Linked DNA regions of Homo sapiens: all the other regions are linked to region 3. A link is an interaction called in ENCODE POLR2A ChIA-PET data of the cell type or tissue named here. Cell type or tissue: MCF 10A. All regions are shown on one strand. Region 1 overlaps WDFY2 (WD repeat and FYVE domain containing 2). Region 2 overlaps WDFY2 (WD repeat and FYVE domain containing 2). Region 3 overlaps WDFY2 (WD repeat and FYVE domain containing 2).

Region 1 (5,000 bases), 52 kb before region 3:
AAGTTCTTTATAAGCATATCAACACAAGTCAGTAATCTTAGCATTCATACAGAGACTTTCAGTAACTTGATAGTTTCGTTTAGGCAATTATAGGAAATCATTCCCTTCCTAGGAGTTAACAACAGGTACAAACATTGTCCTCTGGGGTTGCCAATGAACCTCCTGCTTGTGGTGGTTAGAGAAGACCAACAATCTCTTCTACAGATGGGTCTTGCAGGGTGAGTAGGAGTTCTTGTGAAAAAGCCTTTCCTGTAGAGGAAAGGGCATTTTAGATAGAGGAGGCAAGAAAACTCCCATTCATTAAGAAGCACTAGAATGTCCTGATTAAGGGTGGACAACGGAGCCAATTGGCTTGAGTTCAGAACTCAGCACTCAGTGTCCTCACATTTTGAGGAATCTGGAAATTAGTGTCTGCAGGAGGAGTGACTCTGATAGCAAAAATTACTGAACCCTTTGGTTGAAAGATTTCAGGGTTCTTTTTCTGGATAAAAAGGCCTGTGTTGGTGGTAAGGTGTAGAGAAGGAGGCTGTAGGAGAGATAACTATAGAGAAGAAAGTTACTGGGGAGGGCGATATGGGGAACTGCCTTTCTATATTCTGACTTTATTCAGGACCAATTTATACAACATAGGCCCTGCTGTGTTCTCTCTAAGTCCTGAGGGCAGAGCACAAGCAATTGTTAAGAGAGGGGTGAGATTTTTAATCCCAAAATAAGGAGATCTGATCCCCAATGCCTAGCACAAAGGAGATATGCATTATATGTTCCTTGAATGAATTAAGCAATGACTGGTGATCACCTTTTTGAATTGAAATGGACCTGAGGATTTTGTGAGTTTCTGTCAGCAAAGGTATTTAAGTTGAGCCTGAGAGAAGTTTAGCAGCTTGCTTTAGGCCAGGGTAATCAACAATACAATATGGGATGGGAGTGGGAAGGGGCTGGGATGAGGGGGTTGGATTTTTTTTCTGCTTCGAGGGCCTTTTTTTCCTGACTCTAAATTACTATGATTCGAAGTGGCCATGACTACTTGACTGTTTCCTGAAAAAAATATGTTAAAATTTTATTTCATCTTATGAATCCTCATAGTATTGGTTCATTTACCATTAATTCTTTTTATTATGAAATTACACTATCCCAGTTCTCTGCTTCAACCATTAGTTTGATAATTAGACCTTGGTGCAGTTCAGTTGAGCTCCTGATAGAGTTTTATGTACCATGTATTTTATAACATTTGCACAATTTTCTTAAGAAATGCAAATCAAAGTTTTATAGTGCCAAGCACAGTTCTGAAAGTTGAGGACTTTTCAGAGTGAGGGAGTGAGCGCTCTGAAGTCAGCAAAATTAGAACCCATCTAAACTAATTTTTCAGTGTGTGAAGTCTCTAATAGCATAAAATTAATACACTTTCCACTGCGCACTTGAGACTCATCACTTGGTGGTAATAATTGTGGATTTCAAGGTCCCAAAGAGGGAACTTGTCCTGTATGATTGTGGAAAATTAGACCTTTACTCCGAATTCAAAACATGAAGCACTCTTCATGCTAGCAAATCTTTCTGGGAACAGGCTGCCTCTGTGTTTCCAAAGGTCAGAAATAGACTGACTTTTTAAGGAAAGATCACTATGGGAAAGCTTATTTGAGGAGGCTTACTAGAGGAGGATTAGCTTCAAGTGATCCCAGAGCTCCTGACAGTTCTGAATTTCCTGTTTTTATATTATTAAACCAGAGTCTGTCCAGGACCTCACAGATCTTAATCAGTATATATTCATCCACATATTGCAATGCTATGGGAAAGTTAGGATGGCAATTCTGACACTCTTAAAATGAGTAATTTTTAAATCTTGAAATCCTGACCAGCTGTCTTACACCTCAAGTGCTGCTAAACTTACTTTGAAAAAGGAATATAGGTAAAAATCATAGGATTTAAGTAGCTAGAATAAACTTTAGAGAGATGGCCTTTTCCAAACAAACAAAACCAAAACTTTAGAAAAGGAAATGTGAGTTTTTACTTGCACAGCATCTTTCTCTGGCTGTCTGTTTTCACTTTGCATTTGGCTTTGAGAAAGCATGGAGAATCATCTTGATGTCATTAGAAATAACAGTGTGGGGAAAATTAAAACACTTTGTGGCATTTAGAAATCAATAAGTAGATTGTGATTTAAGACTACTGCAGGTGGTGATTTGTTGATATCTGTAACACTAAACTAAATTGTGTACAGTATATACTTAGAAGAGACTGACCACCATACCAAGCTTTTCTTCTCAACTATTGGCAGAATAGAAAGAATTTAAAAAGAGATCACACTCCTTTATTTTTATATGAGTAGGTCTCCCAAGGAGAGTGTTACAATTAACCTAGAAATTCCCTAACAGAGAAAAAAAAAACAAAAAAAACTCCCCTTGTGCAACTTCAGCAAGCAGTCTTCTCTTTAAAAAAATTTTTTGTATTTCGGGGCAGGGAGCCTCTTCATCCAAATATTTTATTTAGTCCTTAGTAAAAATTAATTCAGAAGTATGAGAAACTAACCAGTAAGACCAAAAAAGAAAAGGTCATCTCCTTGTCTCTTGGCAGGGAGTGCTACTTTATGGTCTCCTGTGCCTTTAATTTAAGGATTCTTGGAAAAGAACTGGGAGTCTGATCTCAGCTCTACTCTGCATTGACCTTGGCATTTCCTGGGGCATTTCATCACTCTAAGCTTCAGTTTGTCCATCTGGCAAAGGAGGGGGTTAGATTTCCTAGCTATGACTCTTGTACTGTGATGTGCTTCTGTAGTGACTAGATAAGTAGTCTCTGCAACCATATCATCCTAAAATCTCAAGTGGAGGAAAGCACGCATTAGGGAAAAAGCAGCATGCTTGTGTGAAACTGTCAGCACCTCATGTTGCAACTGTAAAACGATGCTTTCTAGAGCCTTTGGATGGCAGCGGTTATTTATTCCTGGATGAAATATTAAGAAGTATTTGTTTTGTGTTAGTGCCTAACACCCAGTTGAACTAGATTCACTACATTCCTACTTCTAGATGAGTCCTTTACTTTCAAACTCTGGGTGGTTTGCCAGCAACCAAGTCAGGGCCTGGGTTATCTAGATTAATGCTTTGGAAACTTTTTAGACCATAAATCATAGTAAAAAATATAGTTAGCATTGCTACGCAAGACTGACATACTCTCTCACACATAGACACACATATGACAGAAACAAAGGTTTTATGAAATGGTATCCTCTTAATGTGACATGCACACTATTTTCTGTTCTGTTGCAGCCCTTATAAGATCCTAGTTGTGACCGTTTCAATTAATTTCATGACCCACTAAAGGATTGTGAACAAGAGTTTGAAATATTACAGAGCTTTAGAAGAACTGGTAATGTTTTGTACCTTCTTTTTCTCCCGTTATGTAGTTTCAGTTTTCTAGAAGATGGAAATGTAATTCAACTTGGGGACCTAAACCCTGCCAGCCTACCCCACCCCTGGCCTGGCCTGCTTTTCTGAAATTCCCATTGACATTATAGAATTGACCCAGTCTGACTGGAAGCCTTCAAGTTAGGAGATAACTGTTCTAAAGCCTTTCAGCCCAGAGCCAGAGAGGGTTCAGAAAAAAAGTAGGAATGTTGGGGGGAGGGGGGAGGGATAGCATTAGGAGATATACCTAATGTTAAATGAAGAGTTAATGGGTGTAGCACACCAACATGGCACATGTATACATATGTAACAAACCTGCATGTTGGGCACATGTACCCTAAAACTTAAAGTGTAATAAAAAGAAAAAAAAAAAGAAAAAAATTAGGAATGTACCAAATTGAGCATTTGCTATTGTTTGAGTGGCTGCATTTTAACTTCCTGTCCTATGTTAATTTATTACTGAGTTAGGACTCAGAAATGATGCATCACATCTAAATTATGAATGTTGCCAGGTGGGGTGGCTCACGCCTGTAATCCCAGCACTTTGGGGGGTTGAGGCGGGTGGATCACCTGAGGTCAGGAGTTTGAGACCAGCCTGGCCAACATGTTGAAACCCTGTCTCTACTAAAAATACAAAAATTAGCTGGGTGTGTTGGTGGGCACCTGTAATCCCAGCTACCCGGGAGACTAAGGCAGGAGAATCGCTTGAACCCAGGAGGCGGAAGTTGCAGTGAGCCGAGATTGTACCACTGCACTCCAGCCTGGGCAACAGAGCGAGACTCCATCTCAAAAAAAAAAAAGACAAAAATAAATAAAATAAAATTAAAATAAATAAGTAATGAATGTCAGTTGTTGACCTCTCTGTGTGACTATGCTTTTCTTTTAGCTGGGCAGATTTACTTATAACACAGAGCTATTTAGAGATTTTATGTATTTTCCATTGGTTATTAAATTATTATCTCTTTTCCGATTTCTAAGGATCAACTTAAATTTTAAATAATCATCATAATAATCGCTCTGGAGTATGTTTACATTTTAAATAAAGATAATATAGGCCAGGCGTGGTGATTCACACCTATAATCTCAGCACTTTGGGAGGCTGAGGTGGGAGGACTAGCTTGAGGCCAGGAGTTCAAGACCAGCTGAGCAAGATAGCAAGATCCTGTCTCTACAGCGAATAAATAAATAAAAGATAATAACCACAATAAAGAATTACTGCTCATAGATCCCTTAGCACAGTGACTGTTAGTATTTCATATATTTCCTTCTAGTAGTTTCTCTAATGCAGTTTTCAAAAATATGATTGTAATCATACACTTTTATGTTCTTGCCCTCACTTAAACTTTTGCCAGCACCTACCTAGATTTTAACCATCATTTTAAGTGGCCTTATATTTTTGCTTTCCTTCTGTATTCACTCATATTTATTTAATGATTATACTGTATATACTTGGCCTCTGATCTCCCATCATGAACAAGGCATATCCTACTCTCAGGGTACTGGTGATCTAGTCAGTACATCATAATTTATCTTCTCCCTATTGTTTATTTACATTATTTTCAGTTTTATAAATGTTATGATGAACATTTATAAATTGTTATACAT
Region 2 (5,000 bases), 54 kb after region 3:
AAAGTTAATATTTTTATGTGTGAATTTGATCCTGTCATTATGATGTTAGCTGGTTATTTTGCCCGTTACTTGATGCAGTTTCTTCCTAGCCTTGATGGTCTTTACAATTTGGCATGATTTTTCAGTGGCTGGTACTGGTTGTTCCTTTCCATGTTTAGTGCTTCCTTCAGGAGCTCTTTTAGGGCAGGCCTGGTGGTGACAAAATCTCTCAGCATTTGCTTGTCTGTAAAGTATTTTATTTCTCCTTCACTTATGAAGTTTAGTTTGGCTGGATATGAAATTCTGGGTTGAAAATTCTTTTCTTTAAGAATGTTGAATATTGGCCCCCAGCCTCTTCTGGCTTATAGTTTCTGCCCAGAGATCCGCTGTTAGTCTGATGGGCTTCCCTTTGTGGGTAACCCGACCTTTCTCTCTGGCTGCCCTTAACATTTTTTCCTTCATTTCAACTTTGGTGAATGTGACAATTATGTGTCTTGGAGTTGCTCTTCTTGAGGAGTATCTTTGTGGCGTTCTCTGTATTTCCTGAGTCTGAATGTTGGCCTGCCTTGCTAGATTGGGGAAGTTCTCCTGGATAATATCCTGCAGAGTGTTTTCCAACTTGGTTCCATTTTCCCCGTCACTTTCAGGTACACCAATCAGACGTAGATTTGGTCTTTTCACATAGTCCCATATTTCTTGGAGGCTTTGTTCGTTTCTTTTTGTTCTTTTTTCTCTAAACTTCCCTTCTCACTTCATTTCATTCATTTGATCTTCCATCACTGATACCCTTTCTTCCAGTTGATCGCATCGGCTCCTGAGGCTTCTGCATTCTTCACGTAGTTCTCAAGCCTTGGCTTTCAGCTCCATCAGCTCCTTTAAGCACTTCTCTATATTGGTTATTCTAGTTATACATTCGTCTAAATTTTTTTCAAAGTTTTCAACTTCTTTGCCTTTGGCTTGAATTTCCTCCTGTAGCTTGGAGTAGTTTGATCGTCTGAAGCCTTCTTCTCTCAGCTCGTCAAAGGCATTCTCCGTCCAGCTTTGTTCCGTTGCTGGTGAGGAGCTGCGTTCCTTTGGAGGAGGAGAGGCGCTCTGCTTTTTAGAGTTTCCAGTTTTTCTGCTCTGTTTTTTCCCCATCTTTGTGGTTTTATCTACTTTTGGTCTTTGATGATGGTGATGTACAGATGGGTTTTTGGTGTGGATGTCCTTTCTGTTTGTTAGTTTTCCTTGTAACAGACAGGACCCTCAGCTGTATGTCTGTTGGAGTTTGCTAGAGGTCCACTCCAGACCCTGTTTGCCTGGGTACCAGCAGCGATGGCTGGAGAACAGCGGATTTTCATGAACCGGGAATGCTGCTGTCTGATCATTCCTCTGGATGTTTTGTCTCAGAGGAGTACCCAGCTGTGTGAGGTGTCAGTCTGCCCCTACTGGGGGGTGCCTCCCAGTTAGGCTGCTCGGGGGTCAGGGGTCAGGGACCCACCTGAGGAGGCAGTCTGCCTGTTCTCAGATCTCTAGCTGTGTGCTGGGAGAACCACTGCTCTCTTCAAAGCTGTCAGACAGGGACATTTAAGTCTGCAGAGGTTACTGCTGTCTTTTTGTTTGTCTGCCCCCAGAGGTGGAGCCTACAGAGGCAGGCAGGCCTCCTTGAGCTGTGGTGGGCTCCACCCAGTTGGAGCTTCCGGGCTGCTTTGTTTACCTAAGCAAGCCTGGACAATGGTGGGTGCCCCTCCCCCAGCCTTGCTGCCGCCTTGCAGTTTGATCTCAGACTGCTGTGCTAGCAATCAGCAAGACTGTGGGCGTAGGACCCTCCGAGCCAGGTGCGGGATATAATCTCCTGGTGGGCCGTTTTTAAAGCCCATCGGAAAAGTGCAGTATTGGGGTGGGAGTGACCCGATTTTCCAGGTGCTGTCTGTCACCCCTTTCTTTGACTGGGAAAGGGAACTCCCTGACCCCTTGCGCTTCCCGAGTGAGGCAATGCCTCGCCCTGCTTTGGCTAGTGCAGGGTGTGCTGCACCCACTATCCTGCACCCACTGTCTGGCACTCCCTAGTGAGATGAACCCAGTACCTCAGATGGAAATGCAGAAATCACCCATCTTCTGCATCGCTGACGCTGGGAGCTGTAGACCAGAGCTGTTCCTTTTTGGCCATCTTGGCTCCAGCCCCCAATCAAAATTGTAAATGTGATTTTTCTTTTTTGCTATTAAAAAGATTATTTATGTTCATCTAGCTACATTTTTCTTTAAGAAAAGAATTTAGGAGCACATAGCCTTTATATTAACATATAAGTTGTATCTACTATAATTAAATCATTTTGGTTCCGGCAAAGGAATAAAACAGGGTTGGAGAACCCCCAAACAGACTCAGTTCATTGAAAGCAAATAAAATGTGGTAAAGATGACCACAAGTCAGTGTGAATGGGAAAAGTTATTAAACAAATGGTGCTGGAGCAGTTGGTTTGCTTTTAAGAAAAAGATCGATTTTAATTCGCACCTCTTGTCTTATACCAAAATTAATTCCAGGAGCATGAAGCATCATTACATGTAAGTAAAGCCTTAAAAAAGAAAAAGAAAAACTAGAAGTCAGTTTACTGGACATTTATAAACAATCTATCAAGAAGAATGTTGTAAGCTTAAAAGAATGGAAGTCATAAACGAAAATATTATTTTATTTAACTACATAAAATGCAGAACTTCCCAGCATTAAGAGAATCTACTTAAATACAGTTTTTTAAAAGCAACAAATAGTTCCGTGGAATATGACAGAGAAAGGAAAATATCCTCAGTCCATGACAATCGTATGCAAATAGATAAGAAAAACAATAAAATCCTGTGGATAGAAAAGTCATGAAAGAGGAAATACTAAGGGCCAGTAAACATTTTAAGGTGTTAAAATGTTTTAATTCTATTTTTATCTAAGTTGTAGTAATTTTAGAATATACTTATCAGCTAGAATTAAATAAAGTAGGCACTCTAGAATACTAATGGAAAGGACATAAATTGGCACAAACTGTTTAGAAAAAATATTGGTAATATTCAGAGCTTTAGAAATATTTTTCCTTTATGTCAATAGTTTTGTTTCTAGAAAACCATCCAAAGAAAATAATCATAAATATACACAAAGATTATTCATAAGGATATTCCTGTTTTTATAATAATAAAACATTGGTGTCTTAGAAATGTAACAGACTGGATGCAGTGACTCACGCCTATAATCCCAGCACTTTCGGAAGGCTGAGGCAGGCAGATTGCTGGAGCTCAGGAGTTCAAGAGCAGCCTGGGTAACGTGGTAAAACGCCATCTCTACAAAAAATACAAAAATTAGCCATGTGTGGTGGCTTGTGCCTGTAGTCCCAGCTACTCAGGAGGCTGAGGTGGGATGATCATTTGAGCTTAGGAGGTTGAGGCTGCAGTGAGCTGTGTTCATGCCACTACACTCCAGCCTGGGTGACAAAGCAAGATCCTGCCTCAAAAAAAAAAAAAAAATGAAATGTAACAGTTAAAGACTAATTAGGTAAAATTCTTTATTGCCTTCCAATGGGATATTACGTAGCCATTAAAATTCACTGTTTCAAAAAATAGGTAGTGACATGAGAAATGCCCATCTAATAGTGTTAAGTTAAAAAGGAGAGCTACAAAACATCATCAGTAGTACTACTATTCCAATTGTATGTGTTTCTGTGTATACACGGGGAAAAGCTTAAGAAGCTGAATTCTAATTCTTCAATTATAATTGTTCAATATCTTCCAAAAGATTTAAAGAAAAGCTTCTTAATCCATTTTTTTAAATTAGCTCTCATAGAGTACTTATTATGTGACAGGCACTGCTTTAAAATGCTTTATAAATAATAACTCAGTCCTCATACAGTCTTATGAGGCTAGTACACAAAAGGAAAGTGAAGCACAGAGCTCTTGAGCAACTTGTCAAGATCATTTAACAAGTATGTGTTTTAGCTCGGATTTAAACTGGACAATTTGGTTCCAGTGCCCAAGCTCTTAAGCACCGTGCTTTGCTATCTTTAAACCAGAACCCAATGAAGATAGCACCAAAATGGAAAACTATAGACCAATAATAATCTTAAATGTATATGTAAAAATTCTTATTGAATATTAGCATATCAAATCCAGTAGTGTATCAAAGGAAGAATACATCAGGGCAAGTTTGAATTCTTTCAAGAAGTTAAGAATGGGTCAATATCAGAAAACTGTTTAACAATAATCAATTACTTTTATAAATTGAAGGATTTTAACAAATTTTGTTTAATAGATATCAAAAGCAAATTCCATTCAATTTAATTAAATTTGGCAGCTACTCTTAAAAATTCCAGATAAAACTAAAATAGCAGTGATTACCTAATCTTGGTCAGGGTTTAGGTAAGTCAACAACAAATACGGTGTTAAATGCTGCAATAGCATACTAATGCTATTAATACACGTGTATCCCAAAACCAAGAGCTATTTTCATTATGTGCGAGAAGTAATTCATTGAAAATTGAAATGGGGTTGGGAGAAATGCCATTTAAACTATTAAGGAAAAATTGTATATAAGTACTTGAGTATATTACAGTTAAAATATTATTCCTTCCCAAATTAAAACTTAAAAGATATAATGCAATTTTAACTCATAATGCCATGGTTGTTTGTTAAGTAAAAAAAATAAAACATTTCAGTACTACGAAAGATTTGATAAAATTCAAAGGCAGACTATTAGGAGAGAAAATACTGTCAATTCACATATTAAACAAAGGATAACTATCCCTAATAATCAAAGAATTTCTACAATTTAGTAAGACAGTTACAAATGCAATAGACAAAAAGAACCAAAGGATATGCCTGGACCACATCATATATACTGCCTCAGATTTTCTTGATTGTACTTGTTTCCTGGGCTCTCTTGGCACCTTGTTCCACCCTGAGGCCAAAGCCCAGAGGATCTGGTTCCCCTGCTACTTCTGAATTACATGAAGCACAGCTCTGCAAGGCCACAGATCTGACTTCCCCAGTGGCTGCAACAGGGCTAGGTG
Region 3 (5,000 bases):
TATCCGTCATGCAGCTTTAGTTATCAACCTTTGTCAGTCGTATTTCATGCATCTACTCCTTCCACCCTTTGTTGGGTATGGATGTTGGGATTTGCTGTGAACAAATTTTAGATTACTCTATCATTTTACCTGGTAATGCTACAGTACATATCTATAAAGGATAACTGGTTCCACATACCCTAGTGCCTCTTTATCACACAGAGATAAATGAATAGGCCAGGTGCGGTGGCTCATGCCTATAATCTCAGCACTTTAGGAGGCTGAGGCGGGTAGATTACCTGAGGTCAGGAGTTCGAGACCAGCCTGGCCAATATGGTGAAACCCTGTCTCTACTAAAAATACAAAAAATTAGCTGGGTGTGGTGGTGGGTGCCTGTCATCCCAGCTACTCCTGAGGCTGAGGCAGGAGAATCGCTTGAACCCAGGAGGCAGAGGTTGCAGTGAGCTGAGATCACGCCATTGCACTCCAGCCTGGGCAACAAGATTTATCGAATCATTTAATTCCTCTAGAGTCCTAGCTAGTACCTTCACACACCTGCTGGGGATGATTATATCTTTGCTCACTGGGATGATTCATAAAGGATAAAGAGAAATAGAGACAGCGCAGGCAGAAGAGTTGGACTTTCTGTCTTCTGCTCTGCTGTATTTAATTTTGTTAGTGGAAGTTATTTTCTAAAACCACGTTCTATCCAAGTTGGGTCCATCTTATTCATGGAGCATTTATTTATTTATTTATTTAGAGACGGAGTCTCACTCTGTTGCCCAGGCTGGAGTGCAGTGGTATGATCTCGGCTCACTGCAACCTCCGCCCTCCGAGTTCAAATGATTCTCCTGCCCTAGCCTCCCGAGTAGCTGGGATTATAGGCGCCTGCTGCGCCCGGCTAATTCTTTGTATTTTTAGTAGAGACGGAATTTCCACCATCTTGGCCAGGCTCGTCTTGAACTCCTGACTTCGTGATCACCCACCTTGGCCTCCCAGAATGCTGGGATTACAGGCGTGAGCCACCGCAGCCAGCCTGTTCATGGAGCATTTCTAGTCACCACTGAAATATAAGAGGTGGTATTGAAAAATGTGTTTGGCATGTTTTTTATGAGAGCATAGCAAAGAAAAGTGGTTATAATCTAATGATGCATGATTGAATTCCTCTTTTCTCTGAAGAGGTCTGCATGCATTCCTATAGAATATTTTGTCGGGCCGGGCGCGGTGGCTCACGCCTGTAATCCCAGCACTTTGGGAGGCCGAGGCGGGCGGATCACGAGGTCAGGAGATCGAGACCATCCCGGCTAAAACGGTGAAACCCCGTCTCTACTAAAAATACAAAAAATTAGCCGGGCGTAGTGGCGGGCGCCTGTAGTCCCAGCTACTTGGGAGGCTGAGGCAGGAGAATGACGTGAACCCGGGAGGCGGAGCTTGCAGTGAGCCGAGATCCCGCCACTGCACTCCAGCCTGGGCGACAGAGCGAGACTCCGTCTCAAAAAAAAAAAAAAAAAAAAAAAAAAAAATATTTTGTCTAATGTTCCAGGATATCAGGAAAATGGGAGTGTAGTTGAGTTACAGTTATCGTAATAATCTTATTTAATCTGGAAAAGGAAATACATTTTGATCTGATCTTGAGCTAATTTCCTTGTCATTAGTTGTCTTCATTTTAGGATTGGCATTTTTCAAAATTTATCTAAGAGTCTGAGATATTATCTCTCAATTATTGACCCTTTCCCCCATTTTCTTATTAGTCTTTCCAGTTATCTATATCTTAGACCTTTTCATTCTAATCTTTTTTACCTTGTTTTTCATGTTCAGCCTTTCACATTTTCCATATCTTTGTCTCTGTGAATACCGTATTCTATTAAGAGATTGCTTTTCATTTATCTTACAATTTATATATTCTTTCTTCACTTGTAGCTAATTTGATTTATTTGACCCTTGAGATTTTTATTTTATTTTATTTTGTTTTTTGAGACAGAGTCTTGCTCTGTTGCCCAGGCTGGAGTGCAGTGGCACAATCTCGGCTCACTGCAACCTCCACCTCCCAGGCTCAAGTAATCCTCCCACCCCAGCCTCCACAGTAGCTGGGACTACAGGTGTGCTCCACCACTCCTGGCTAATTTTATTATTTTTTTTGTATTTTTGTAGAGATGGGATTTCACCATGTTGCCCAAGCTGATCTGGAACTCTTGAGCTCAAGTGATCCACCGTGGCCTCCCAATGTGCTGTAATTAGAAACTTGAGCCACCGTGCCCAGCCAGAGGTTTTTATTTTAATGATAACATTCTCAACCAGAATAACTTTTATAAACCTGCTTCGTGACCAGCCTGTGGGCATCTGTCTTTTTTTTTTTTTTTTTTTTTTTGAGACGGAGTCTCACTCTGTCGCCAGGCTGAAGTGCAGTGGTGCAATCTCACCTCACTGCAACCTCCACCTCCCAGGTTCAAGTGATTCTCCTGCCTCAGCCTACCGAGTAGCTGGGACTACAAGTGCACACCACCATACCCAGCTAATTTTTGTATTTTTAGAGATGGGGTTTCACCATGTTGGCCAGGATGGTCTCGATCTCTTGACCTCGTGATCCGCTCACCTTGGCCTCCCAAAGTGCTGGGATTACAGGCGTGAGGCACTGCGCCCAGCCATGTGGCCATGTGTCTTTAATTGCTGCACCTTTGGCAACTCTATGAAGACTACAGTTGTGGAGAGAGAGAATCATTCTGCTATTTTCCTTTTTTTTAAATTGTAAAATATATATAACATAAAGTGTATCATTTTAACTATTTGTAAGTGTTCAATTCATTGTCATTAGGTATAGTCACAGTCTTGTGCAACCATCACCACTGTCCATTTCCAGAATTTTTTCATCATCCCAAGCGGAAATTCTGTATCCATTACACAATCACTCCTTGTTCCCCTTCCCCCAGGATCTGCTGCATTTTTAAGATGACTATCCTGGAAGACAACAGTTAATCCATCTCAGATTCAGAACAGTAGCAGCCAGGGGCATCCTCTGAATCACTGCTCTTTCCATTTACTGTTTCATTGTTTCTACTGAGCATTTTTCACATGCCTGCCACTGTAACTGGCTGGAGGAATATGGTGGTGAGTAGGATGACACAGACCATGCCCTCCCACTGTGTATAGAGCCAAGAACAATATTTAAATCTATATTATTCCTCTAATGATATCATCCCGATTTCTCCTACAGGGTGGTATTGATGAACACTCTCATATTGTTGAATTGCTTAGGCTGCCAGTTCAAGGGTGGTACTCATGTTTCTCTTGCCTGTGAGGGACTCTGGCTGTGTTGCAGATGGCATGGCTGATGCTAATAACTAGGGCCCTGTCCAGCCTCCATGATCTTCTGGTGCATTGCTGTTCCTGCTACTTCCTTGTGGGTTCTTCCTCACCACTGCTTGGACAATATTCGTTTTTCTCTTTAATTTCCCTTTCTTTTTTCTTTTTTTCCCTGTATTTATATGACCTTTTAAAAGCACTTCCTGTATGCTAAATACTGTATGTGATAAAAATGAAAGTATTGTAGGTACTCTAAAAAAACAAAAATGTTTGAATCTTTATTCAAATAAGGAATTATTGATTATTCAGGGAATTTCTTGTGTCATAGGAAGAAGGACTTGCTAACTAACATTGATTAATGTGATGTGTCCTAACATAGGCCTGTGCAAGGTACAGTGGGATTCTGGAGCTTAGTTTTGCCTGAGGAATTGCCAAGGCTTCATAGGGAAAGTGGATATGTGTGTATCTCTGGGGAGAGACAGAGGGAGTCAGGGAAGTATAAAACCCACAACTATGCAAGGACAGGAAGCAGTGCTTAAGCATTAGTCAGTAAGAGTTAAATTACTAAAAAAACAAAAGCCAAGTCTGCAATACAAGGGCACTATCTGCAGACACAAAATAGTGCTATTTGTAAGAAAACTACTCCGAATTAAGACCTTGTGGCTCATCTTTTCCTTCCCCCTCTCGAGGGTCTTACTACTGACTGCTTAAGACAACCATTTCCAGGTATATTGTTTGTAATTCTCACCTGGTATATGGGTCCAATTAACCTCATGTTGAGACTTCATTTTATAGATTTTAAAAACACTGAAAATGTTGTCACTTGACTGTAATTTTAAAAATTCTAAATTGTGAAGGCTTTCACAGCCTTTGGATTAAGAGAAATGACCCAACTGATAAAAACTCCAAGGGGAGATGGCTGGAATAAATAATACACCTTGCTGATGCAAATAACTGCAAATAACTGGAATGGCGGTGAGTGTTTTGAAAGCAAGAGTGCCATTAAAAGCCCAAGGTGTTGAAATATAAAATAGCCATACCTCTTCTCTAGCCACTGATTGCTGAGTTGCTACAGCTGTGAGGAAAAAAAAAGTCCAGGTGTATGATTCAGCAAAGTTATTTGGGTCTGTTGTACCAAGGTCATTAATGTGAGAACTGAGCTCCTTGGCAAGAGGGGACCAGAGGCTGGACAATACTGGACAACACCCAGCTTGAGTCTCTGAGTCTTGAAACCGCTGGCCACCTCAATTCACTTGCAGTTTCCACACAGTAGCATCTGTCTATCATGGAGAAACCCTGGAAACAAAAGATACACAGTGCATTGTAGAAGATTGGGTTTAGGTTATTTACTATATGTGGTTGGAATGCATTTGCTGGGAACCTCTCAGTTTGTTTTTATTACAAGTAATTAAAGAAATCTGATAATCATAGAGAAATCAACTTTTAAAAAATCAGCTATGTTTTCTAAGAATCTCTGCAACATTTTCTGCGTTTGAAGCTTTTTTTTTTCTTTTTTTTCTCTTTAAACAAATGACTATGAAAACTACATCCTGTTGCTCAAAGTTTTTCTATTAGTTTGCAGATCGCTAGGGGCTGCCTTCCTTCTGTTTGTATTGCTGTTGCAGGGTGTGATCTGTAGAAAAGTATTCCCTGGAAATTCAGGGCCTTCAAAACCCAGTGGGCTTCACTTCTCCCAGCCCCTACCCCAAGTTACTTCAGTT

What was found. ChIA-PET counts read pairs that join two places held together with the same protein. Peaks named below come from ENCODE experiments on the same cell type or tissue, not always from the same donor. Only the 100,000 strongest peaks of a DNase experiment are listed, where the experiment ranks them.
Region 1: POLR2A ChIA-PET joins it to region 3 with 14 read pairs; 15 of 35 experiments call an interaction of 5 or more read pairs at or near these places.
Region 2: POLR2A ChIA-PET joins it to region 3 with 24 read pairs; 9 of 35 experiments call an interaction of 5 or more read pairs at or near these places.

Annotation. Positions count from the first base shown.
Region 1 is chr13:51,588,392-51,593,391 of GRCh38, forward strand. All of the region lies in intron 1 of WDFY2 (WD repeat and FYVE domain containing 2), which reads left to right. Among named protein-coding and RNA genes, the nearest start is that of WDFY2, 6.4 kb to the left of the region's middle. In MCF 10A, no CTCF peak of the experiment used is centred here; a DNase peak (open chromatin) is centred at 2,700.
Region 2 is chr13:51,694,187-51,699,186 of GRCh38, forward strand. The region is part of intron 3 of WDFY2 (WD repeat and FYVE domain containing 2); the gene reads left to right. Among named protein-coding and RNA genes, the nearest start is that of DHRS12, 110 kb to the right of the region's middle. In MCF 10A, no CTCF peak of the experiment used is centred here; no DNase peak of the experiment used is centred here.
Region 3 is chr13:51,640,353-51,645,352 of GRCh38, forward strand. The region is part of intron 1 of WDFY2 (WD repeat and FYVE domain containing 2); the gene reads left to right. Among named protein-coding and RNA genes, the nearest start is that of WDFY2, 58 kb to the left of the region's middle. RefSeq lists an enhancer at 2,459-2,958. In MCF 10A, no CTCF peak of the experiment used is centred here; DNase peaks (open chromatin) are centred at 2,959, 3,759 and 4,449.